2 separate regions of the Homo sapiens genome follow, and region 1 is linked to region 2. The links are chromatin contacts, found by Hi-C or POLR2A ChIA-PET in ENCODE. All regions are on one chromosome and are shown on one strand. The core of a region is the stretch at or near the end of the contact, and the rest is flanking DNA. Distances in the headings are between cores, read along the strand shown. Region 1 holds the start of HERC1 (HECT and RLD domain containing E3 ubiquitin protein ligase family member 1). Region 2 has its middle 29 kb from the start of USP3.

What was found. Hi-C counts contacts between places; a loop is a spot of excess contacts on that map. ChIA-PET counts read pairs that join two places held with the same protein, here RNA polymerase II (POLR2A). Pooled maps may share reads with other maps.
Region 1: a pooled map shows a loop between it and region 2 (4-fold over the local background). The contact joins the promoter of HERC1 here to the enhancer-like site in region 2. A Hi-C loop is called at or near these places in 7 of 50 pooled maps. POLR2A ChIA-PET finds 5 or more read pairs at or near these places in 2 of 52 experiments (A673 and activated T-cell).

The regions. Positions count from the first base shown.
Region 1 is chr15:63,831,160-63,835,722 of GRCh38, reverse strand. HERC1 (HECT and RLD domain containing E3 ubiquitin protein ligase family member 1) reads left to right here and starts at 1,775. Exons shown (of 78, transcript NM_003922.4): 1 at 1,775-1,896. RefSeq lists enhancers at 1,587-1,716, 890-1,753, 1,754-2,619 and a silencer at 1,957-2,386.
Region 2 is chr15:63,472,981-63,477,678 of GRCh38, reverse strand. No RefSeq gene overlaps it. Among named protein-coding and RNA genes, the nearest start is that of USP3, 29 kb to the left of the region's middle. RefSeq lists enhancers at 2,281-2,400, 2,991-3,300, 4,221-4,280. Within about 2 kb of position 3,403, at least 17 of the 41 ENCODE cell types and tissues checked have a DNase peak (open chromatin) inside an H3K27ac peak, as active enhancers do.

The sequences.
Region 1 (4,563 bases), core at 526-3,025, 360 kb before region 2:
TCTACTAAAAATACAAAAATTAGCCAGGCATGGTGGCACACACCTGTAATCCCACCTACTTGGGAGGCTGAGGCAGGAGAATCGCTTAAACCTGGGAGGCGGAGGTTGCAGTGAGCCAAGATGGTGCCATTGCACTCTAGCCTGGGCAACAAGAGCAAAACTCCATCTCAAAAAAAAGAAAAAGAAAAAGTGGGCAAAACCAGTACAATTTTACAAATTCAAGAAAGACAGAATATCATATTTGTGAGTGACGTAGATGACATCAACAAGTTAAAAGGAGGAGCTTTTGCTTGTTGTTTTTGAGTATGCTTCACACACAATACCCAGATCATAAAGCACTAGCAACAATGACATCACTCCTCATGTAGCTACTCCCTTACATCATTTACCAGAAATACACATTTTATACATAGAAACTTAAAAGCTACACACCTAAGACCCATCATTTAATGAGTACTTAATATGTGCCGTATGTGAGCTTTACATATATTTTACTCCTCAGAGGAACCTTGTGATAACAAGAACTGGCATTATAAATTGACACATAAGGAACTGAGGTTCAGAGAGGTCAAGCAACTTGCCCAAGGTCACACACCTGGGGTAAGTGGGATTCCAGAATTCCCACCAGTGTCTGACAGTGAAGCACATGGCTCCTAACTCTTGGACTAAACTGCCTCATGTGACACACAAACATGTATCTAATTTAACCATGGGAAAGCACTCCCTCGTCTGTCTATACCGTAATTTCTTACATTAGTGACACATTCATGGCTTGTATGTTTGTGTGCTTCTCCTACGCCTCCAATTGGATTGCAAACTTCTGGAACGCAGAGGCCAACTCTATTTTTTGTCCCCAAGTCATCGGTCAGTTTAATTGATGCTCGTTAGAATATCTGGAAGGAAAGACACCATGAAGGTGGCTGGAAAGGAGTAAAACCAGGTACAGAAGGAGGAAGATGGAGATGGGGTATTCACTCAACAATTTAATGTCCACTTGGACCTATGTTAGGCGCTGGAGATATGGTGAGGACTGAGCCAGTCTGTGTCCTTCCCCTCATGGGGTTTCACGTGGAGGTCGAGGTCATGATCAAGGATGTAAGTCACCCAAAGGACACTACTGTGTTCCCAAGCAGAAAAGAAAACCGAGGAGCCAGGCCCTGGCATCTGCAGGGTTCTGGCAGTCCCATAAGGCGCAAAGACATGAACAAGGTGGAAGAGTAGGTCAAGTGAAACGCTTTTATGTGATTGAACTTAGCCGGCCGGAGGGCCGGGGCCGCTGCGATGAGAGATAAAGAGCGTGGGGCGCCGGGTGCGAGGCGGAGATAAAGGGGTGAGGCCCTGGCCCTGCCGCCGGCCGTAACACGTGTCCCTTCGCCTGGCGGCGGGGTCTTCCCTGCCCACCACGAGGAAAAGGGGGCGCACTGCATGGCCCCCCACTCCTCACCACCCTTTGTGAAACGCCCCCAATTGTGCTTCATCTGTGGAGTCAGGTCCCCGCAGGCGGTCGGGGCTGCCCGGATTCCGCGACGGCTGAAGGGTGAGGGCCGCGCGGTAGCAAAGTGTCCCCAGCACCTAGCTTGGCTCCCCTCGCTCCCAAATCCCTTTCCCCTTTTCGCTCAACCCCCAACTCCACCTCAGCCGCCTTCCTCTCGGTTCCCCTTTCACCTCCCGCGCTGGGCCTGTTGGGCGGGGCGAGGGCTCCCGGCTGCGCGAGAGTTCCGCCCAAATCTCGTGAGACTCGCCTGACGCCGCCGCTGCTGCCGCCGCCTCTTACGTCTTTCCCTTTGACAAGTCGCTGCTGCTGCAGCAAAAATAAAGGACGCGACCGCCGCAGCCTCTGCGGAGCCGGGCTCGGGTCGCCGGAGCCGCGCCCCACCCCGCCAGCTCCAGAGCCACGTACGGTAACGCATCATCTACCGTCCTCCTGGTCCTGTGTGTGTGTGTGTGTGTGTGTGTGTGTGTGTGTGTGCGCGCGCGCGTGTGTGCTTTGCCGGCCGCGCAGGGCCGGCCGGGGCCGTTTCGGGACTGCAGCCGAGCGGGGCTGCTGGGGTCCCGGGTGGGCGGCAGGCGAGCTGGGGGAGCCCTCCTGGCGCGCCGCGGATCCCCCGGGTCCCCGGCTCTAGAGGCCTCCTGCCGCCCGGGCGCCTCGGAGCAGCGTAGAAGCCGAGGCGCCCGCGGAGAGGGCCGAGAGACCCGCCCCTCCAGCGGCTTACAACGTCTGTGCCCCGGCCCCGCTGTGGTCGCGTCTCTTTCTGCTTCATTCCTTTATCTGCTGACCAGCTCCTCTGCCCCGGCTGGGGCTCGGTCCGCGGGCGGCGGCCGACTCCCTCTCAGGGTCCGGGGAGTGCCGCGACCCCGGTGTCCCCAGGCGCCGGCCGCCTTTAGCGGGGTGGAGGCTGGGACGACGTGTCTTCCTCCTCTCCTCTGCCTTTGGGTGAGGGCAGCTCATCATCTGCTAAACCTTTCTCCAAATCTCCCGCCCCAATAAAACAACAAATTATAAAGCCTTTGCAACCGGGAGGCGAGGCGGGGCGCATTGTTTAGTCTTAAGCGTGAGATGAGGATGATGATGGTGATGACAGGAGCTACCCCGGGGAACATGGTGAAATCTGTTCTGTGATGGGTGGCAGGTTACTGGGAGACACGAGGAGGACAGGAGCTTGTACCACCTCTCCCAGGAGGTTATGTAAAAGACATGTTATCTTAGAGAGCTGTGAAACACAGGGACAGATTTGTCTTAGTTTAAGAAATGTCTATAATACTTAGAATATAGAGATAATTAAATGATGGGAATAACAAATCTGAACAAACTAACCCATCTTTGTAATTCCATCTCCAGAGGTGGCATTTCATGGTTAACATTTTATTGTATTTCCTAACAGACACATTTTTTTTTATCCTTGCTTGGGACTTCCTCATTCTATATTTGTTCCAAAAATGATTTATTTTATTTGAATCAGTTCTCTGGCCTGCTTGATTAAAACTGGCTGCTAGTTCATTATCACTGGCTGAACTCTGCCATCACTATCTTTTTCACTGGGCCCTTTTCCAAAATGATTGTTAGCTAAGTGGTTTGAAAAATCAAACGTTAAAACATTGTCTGTTTGGGTCTAGTACCTATGTATATATTATATTTTTACAATTCTGTTAGTGGTGGTTGCTCAAAATGGGGCAGTATTTGTAGAAGGGAAAGAAACTATGATTATTCATAGTGGGAAGAAACCTATTTACCTCAGGTTTTATGAAATTGATTTCTACTGGATATTTTTAGACCAAAATTGTTCTGTGACATTGTTTCATAGTGCCTGTTGTGATTAGTGTGGGATGAGTATGTCTCTTTGATATATGTGTTTCCATAGCCTGCGTTTATACAAGCAAAATTGAATGTCCTAGGTGCCTGTCTTATGCATAAATGTACGTATATATGTATAGAGACACACACACACACACACGTATTCTGCACCTATACACATTTATATATCTTGGAAGTGAGTTAAGATGTATTGCTATATTATTTGAGAAAAGATAGCATTAGGAAGGGCAAAGAACAGTCATAATATTTCCCCCAAATCACATGACAAGGTTGTATGGCAGAATGAGATATCTAGGGAGGTTGGAAATCTGGAGCCTTTTAAAAATAGGATAGATTGTCATCTGGGGTTGTTGTTATTGGAATGGATTAAATGGCCTATTAAGGCCTCTTGTAATTCTAAACTTTTATGAATTTTGCGTTCCCTAAGGTTCTTATCATTTTGCTTCTTAAATTTCCAGTCATGCTGTTTGCATGTGACACATCCATTCATTTGCTGGTCATGTATTCCATTTCCAATGCAGGCACCCTGATGTTGCATGGAAGAGAAAGCAAATGTAAATGCGTCACTTAATCTGCTTATTAATATAAACATCTCTTGAAAATCTCAATTTAAAGAAATTTTGGAGAATGTGTTGGTGATTGGACTGGATTGGGTTAGTAGAGGGTGCAAATAATAAATAGTAATAACAATTCCAACGTTCCAAGCATGTTTTCCCCCAAAAAAGTCATACTGAATACTCCCTAATATTTGAAATAGAAAAAAAAGGGGGCTGGGTATATTGAAGGAGCTGACCTTTTAAAATTTTTAAAATTCAGATTTTCAGATCTTAAAATGATGATAATGATGACATCGTGGCTTGGAGAGTGAGAAGGTTGTGTTAGGATAAAAAGAAACTTGTGAAACAAAACTTGAATGTTATAGTTGGATAACTATATAATAGCAAGTAACAAACTTACTATAATCTGTTGAAGCTATTTTTAAAAATTGTAAATAGAACTTTTGGCCAGATTACAGTAGCTCACGCCTGTAATCTCAGCCCTTGGGGAGGCCGAGGTGGGAGGATGGCTTGAGCCCAGGAGTTTAAGATCAGTCTGGGCAACATGGTGAAACCTTGTCTCTATGGTAAATACAAAAATTTGCTGGACGTGGTGGTGCATACCTGCAATTCCTGCTATTAGGGAGGCTGAGATGGGAGGATCAATTGAGCCTGGGAGATTGAGGCTGCAGTGAGCTGTGATTGCACCACTCT
Region 2 (4,698 bases), core at 2,154-4,653:
ATTTTGTATTTTTAGTAGAGACAGGATATCACCTTGTTGACTAGGCTGGTCTTGAACTCCTAACCTGAAGTGATCCACCAGCCTCGGACTCCCAAAGTGCTGGGATCATAGGTGTGAGCCACCACGACTGGCCTTTTTTTTTTTTTTTTTTTTTTTTTGAGACAAGGTCTCGCTGTGTTGCCCAGGCTGGAGCGCGCAGTGGTGCGATCTAGGCTCACTGCAACCTCCGCCTCCTGGGTTCTAGTGATTCTCCTGCCTCAGCCTCCCAAATAGCTGGGATTACAGATGCACACCACCATGCCCAGCTAATTTTTGTATTTTTAGTAGAGATGGGGTTTCACGTTGTTGGCCAGGTTGGTCTCTAATTCCTGACCTCAAGTGATCAGTCCACCTTGGCCTCCCAAAGTGCTGGGATTGTAGGCATGAGCCACTGCAACCAGCCTGGATAATCACTCTTTTTTTTTAGACAGAGTCTCACTCTGTCGCCTGGGCTGGAATGCAGTGGCAGCTTCTTGGCTCACTGCAATCTCCACCTCCCGGGTTCAAGCAATTTTCCTGCCTCAGCCTCCCGAGTAGCTGGGATTACAGGCATGCGCCACTATGCCCAGCTGATTTTTTGTATTTCTACTAGAGACAGGTTTTCACCATGTTGGCCAGGCTGGTCTCGAACTCCTGACCTCATGATTCGCTCACCTCAGCCTCCCAAAGTGCTGGGATTACAGGCGTGAGCCACCGCCCCTGGCCCCGAATAGTCACCCTTATGTGAGCAAACATGAAACTGCCTTTCCATCCGGCTCCTGGCCACAGCCTGATCCCAGTGCTGGTGAGGAGAGGGAGGGTCTCCACCTGCTTCAGTCAGAAGTCCACTGAAGAGACAGTATCCCCATGGGTGCTCTACAAAGTGTCCTAGAGCAGCATTCAACCTGGCTCCCACCATGGAGGACACCAGAGGGGGCAGCCACATCGGTGCTGGTGTTGGTGTGGGCGGGAGGACTAGCTATCCCTCCTTCCAGAGCTCCTTCAGTGCTGGCTCAGCCGAGTGACCACCCAGGCTGCCTGAAGGTTCTTGCCTTTCCAGACCCCCAGCACCTAGCTAATGTCTCTGCTTCCTTTTGAGGGTCCCTTCCCATGTCCTCCCTGCTCCTGGTCTTCCAGCTGCTTAGGGAGAAGCCATTCTGCTGAATTCCAATCCAGAACTTGCTTTCTCACTCACCACTATTTAAGAGACAAATGTAAATCTCCTCCCCTCTGACCTCATGCTCAATAAGTCATTGATTCCAGCCTAACATTTTCTTTCACTGACTCAGTGAGGACAGATGACGTCTCTCATTGATGGCTCCTCCCTCATCTATCCCTGGTCTGTCATGGTTATCACATGATGAACTCTAGGAAAATAGTCATTGAGGAAAAATGGATGGCAGAGAGCGAGGAAAAAGAGACCTTCTTAACATTTGTTCACAAGCCAGACTATGTCGGCTAAAAGCACACCCACTAGCCCTTTGCTTGCTAGCACTTTAGACATCTGGATTTTCTGGAGGGAGCTGTTGCAGGAAGATAGATGTAAAAAAGTTAGGGCTTTTCAGATGGCAGTGGAAAAGGAAAGGCCAAGAGGCCAGTCTCAAGCCCCCTGCCCTCCTTCTAGCTAAAGCTAAAAGTGCCTATCACGCTGAAATGACACAGCGGAAGAAATGGCAGTGACCTTGCCTTCCTGGTTTCTGCATGAAGAGCTTCTACCCATACTTCTGGGAAGCTTTGCCCATCCCCCACAAGGAGATGTTAGGACTCCCTCCTTTGTGCTCCTCAAGGGGTTGTGCCAAGGCTCCATGCGATGTCAGGCGTGGAAGAGCAGAATGCTTCGCACAGGGCCCTTCCTCTCTCCCCTGCGGGAATGCTTCCCATGAGGGTCGCTGGACATCATGTGGGTATGTGAATTGACAGTCTAAGCTACGAAACACCGTGTTAAAAATAATACTTATCTGGCTGTGTAGTCAGTTGCTTGTACCTATACCTGAGCTGTGAGCTCTTTGAAAACAAGAATATTTTATTTATTTAATTTTATTTTTAAAAAGGAGGCTGGGCACAGTGGCTCACGCCTGTAATCCCAGCATTTTGGGAGGCCAAGGCGGGCGGATCACGAGGTCAAGAGATCCAGACCATCCTGGCCAACACGGTGAAACCCCGTCTCTACTAAAAATACAAAAATTAGCTGGGAGTGGTGGTGTGTGCTACTCAGGAGGCTGAGGCAGCAGAATCACTTGAACCCGGGAAGCGGAGGTTGCAGTGAGCCCAGATCGTGCCACTGCACTCTAGCCTGGGTGACAAAAGCAAAACTCTGTCTCAAAAAAAAAAAAAAAAAAAAAAAGGAGCGTCAACACCTAGCACAATGCTGGGCACAATGCTGGGCACAAAGCACACACTGATGGACGTGGAGGGCAGGGGGACTGTCTTCAAGCAGACCCACACCTGGGCGGGAGGGCTGGCACCTGGCTCTTTAGAGCAGCCCTGGCTAGCTTTGCCGGAGTCGAGGCCCCTGGCTGGCTGCTCATCTTTCCTTGGAGATGACTGTCATCTTGCTTGCTTTGACCTGCTCCCAGCAGCTCTTGTTACTAACTCTACAGACTCCTGGCACCTCCCACCTGCTCATGCAGCACTCAACCATGACCCGTTTTCTCAGTTCCTCCTACCACCCACTACCGGCTTCTCTAACTGGACTAGTCCTTGCTTCCCCAGCACTGACCACTGTATGACTGACACACGGTGTCTTAGCAAGCCAGGACAATCAATGGATATCACATTATGGAGACCATCAATGCTATGGACTGCTGGGCGAGCAGTAGAAGAGAGAATATGGGTAGACCTGGGTTCAAATCCTGGTTCTGCCACTAGCTAGCTGTGTGACCCTTACCAGTTGCTAAACTTAGAATCTCAGTTTCTCATCTATATATGGGGATTAAAATGAAAAAACCCAAACCCTATCTCATAGGGTTACTGTGAAGAGTAAATACTGTGGCACATATTAAGTCTCTGGCCTTGTGCCTGACACTTGGCAGATTCTCAATAAGTGTTTGTTCTCTTCCCTTCCTTTTTTTCCACCAAGATCTCTTCCAAGTCTAAAAGTCCACAAGCCTTTGAAACATATGTTCCCTTGTCAAACTATAACTTGGGAAGGTCAACAAGATGCTAGAAAGTTTATCTTTCCCAGAGCAGCAAGGATCCCAGGTGACAGAAGCAGCCTGTGTGTCCCATATTACCCTGGAAAAGATCTCTCATTCCCAGTCCAAAGTCTGACTAATGAAGAGAGGGTGTTGTAGGCAATCAGAGTTCATAAACCACACTTGACTAAGCAGATGAAAGCAGGTTCAGTCTGCAGAGAAGCTGTGAGAGAACAGAAAGCCCAGAGAGGCCTGGGAATGCCCCCTGGGGTTGAGAGAGAGAGAGAGCAGTGACCTGAGAGTAGATGTGTCTGTAAACAACTGGGAGCCAATGGCTTAGCCAGGAATCCTCTGCGCTGGGTCAGTGAGGAGCCTATAGCCTCCCACACAGACTCCCAGGAAACAGATGGGCAGAAGTGAGGGCAGCATTCGCCCCGGCCCTCTTCTTCAGGCAGGTGAAATGGATCGGTTTTGGAGATGTCAAAATGAACAGAAAGAGGAGGAGGAGGAGGCAGTAGCATCATCTTCTGTTAACCCCAAGAGCAGTGGTTCTCAGAGCAAGGTCCCAGGGCTAGCTGCAACACCAGCAAATCTGGGGTTGCTAGAAATGCAGATTAGCAGGCCCTGCCTTAGACCTAATGAATCAGAAACTCTGGGGCTCAGACCCCGCAATCTGCATTCTATTAACACAGACTCTGATGCACACTAAAGTTTGAGATCCATTGGCCAGATGCTTTTGTTCAAAAATGGGAAACTTCCTTCCCATTTTGAAGCAGTGGGAGATGGCATGACGATGGAATGGTCATAACCTTTAGCGACAAGATCTGAATTCAGATCCTGGCTCTGCCCCTACATGGCAGTACGATCTTGGACAAATCCACCCACCTCCCTGCACTCTGATTTCCTCACGTGTAAGATGTCTACCTTGCAGGGTGTGGTTAGGTGGTTAGGTTTAGAGAGAATGTAAGGGAAGCACTTTTCAGAGTGCCTGGCACAAAGTGGGTGATCTCCATCACCACCGTCATAACCACCACAGCTGTGGACAAGCCTCCGGGCGAGTAAGAGCTGCATGCATTTAGGGAAAATCACCAGGCCACATGGGACCCATCTTGCTTTCTGAGTGTTTAACATGTTGCTCAGAATGGCATTTGATGCCACTTATCACCTGGCTCCATCTTCATGAAGTTGGGAACCTAAAGACTTAAAGATAATATTTCCTTTTCAAACTCAATGAGAAACACATCTCTATCTAATTTGGACATACCAAGTGAAACCTCAGTGAGAAAAACCACTCTCATTATAATCTGACCTCAGTGTTTTCTCACCCTACCCCTTTCTCTGTTCCTTTTGGGTAAATCTCTTAAGCACACTGTAGCAATGGGCAAATATTTGTTGAGTGTCAAATGAGTGGATTGGCTCAATTTGACTTTAAAATGCCCTGCTGTTGTGCAATACAAAGAACCAAATTCGTGATTGGGCCTTTAGCCTCCTGAGCTGGAAACATGATGGGACTGACCGTAGCACCCATGTGGGTAACATATAAAAA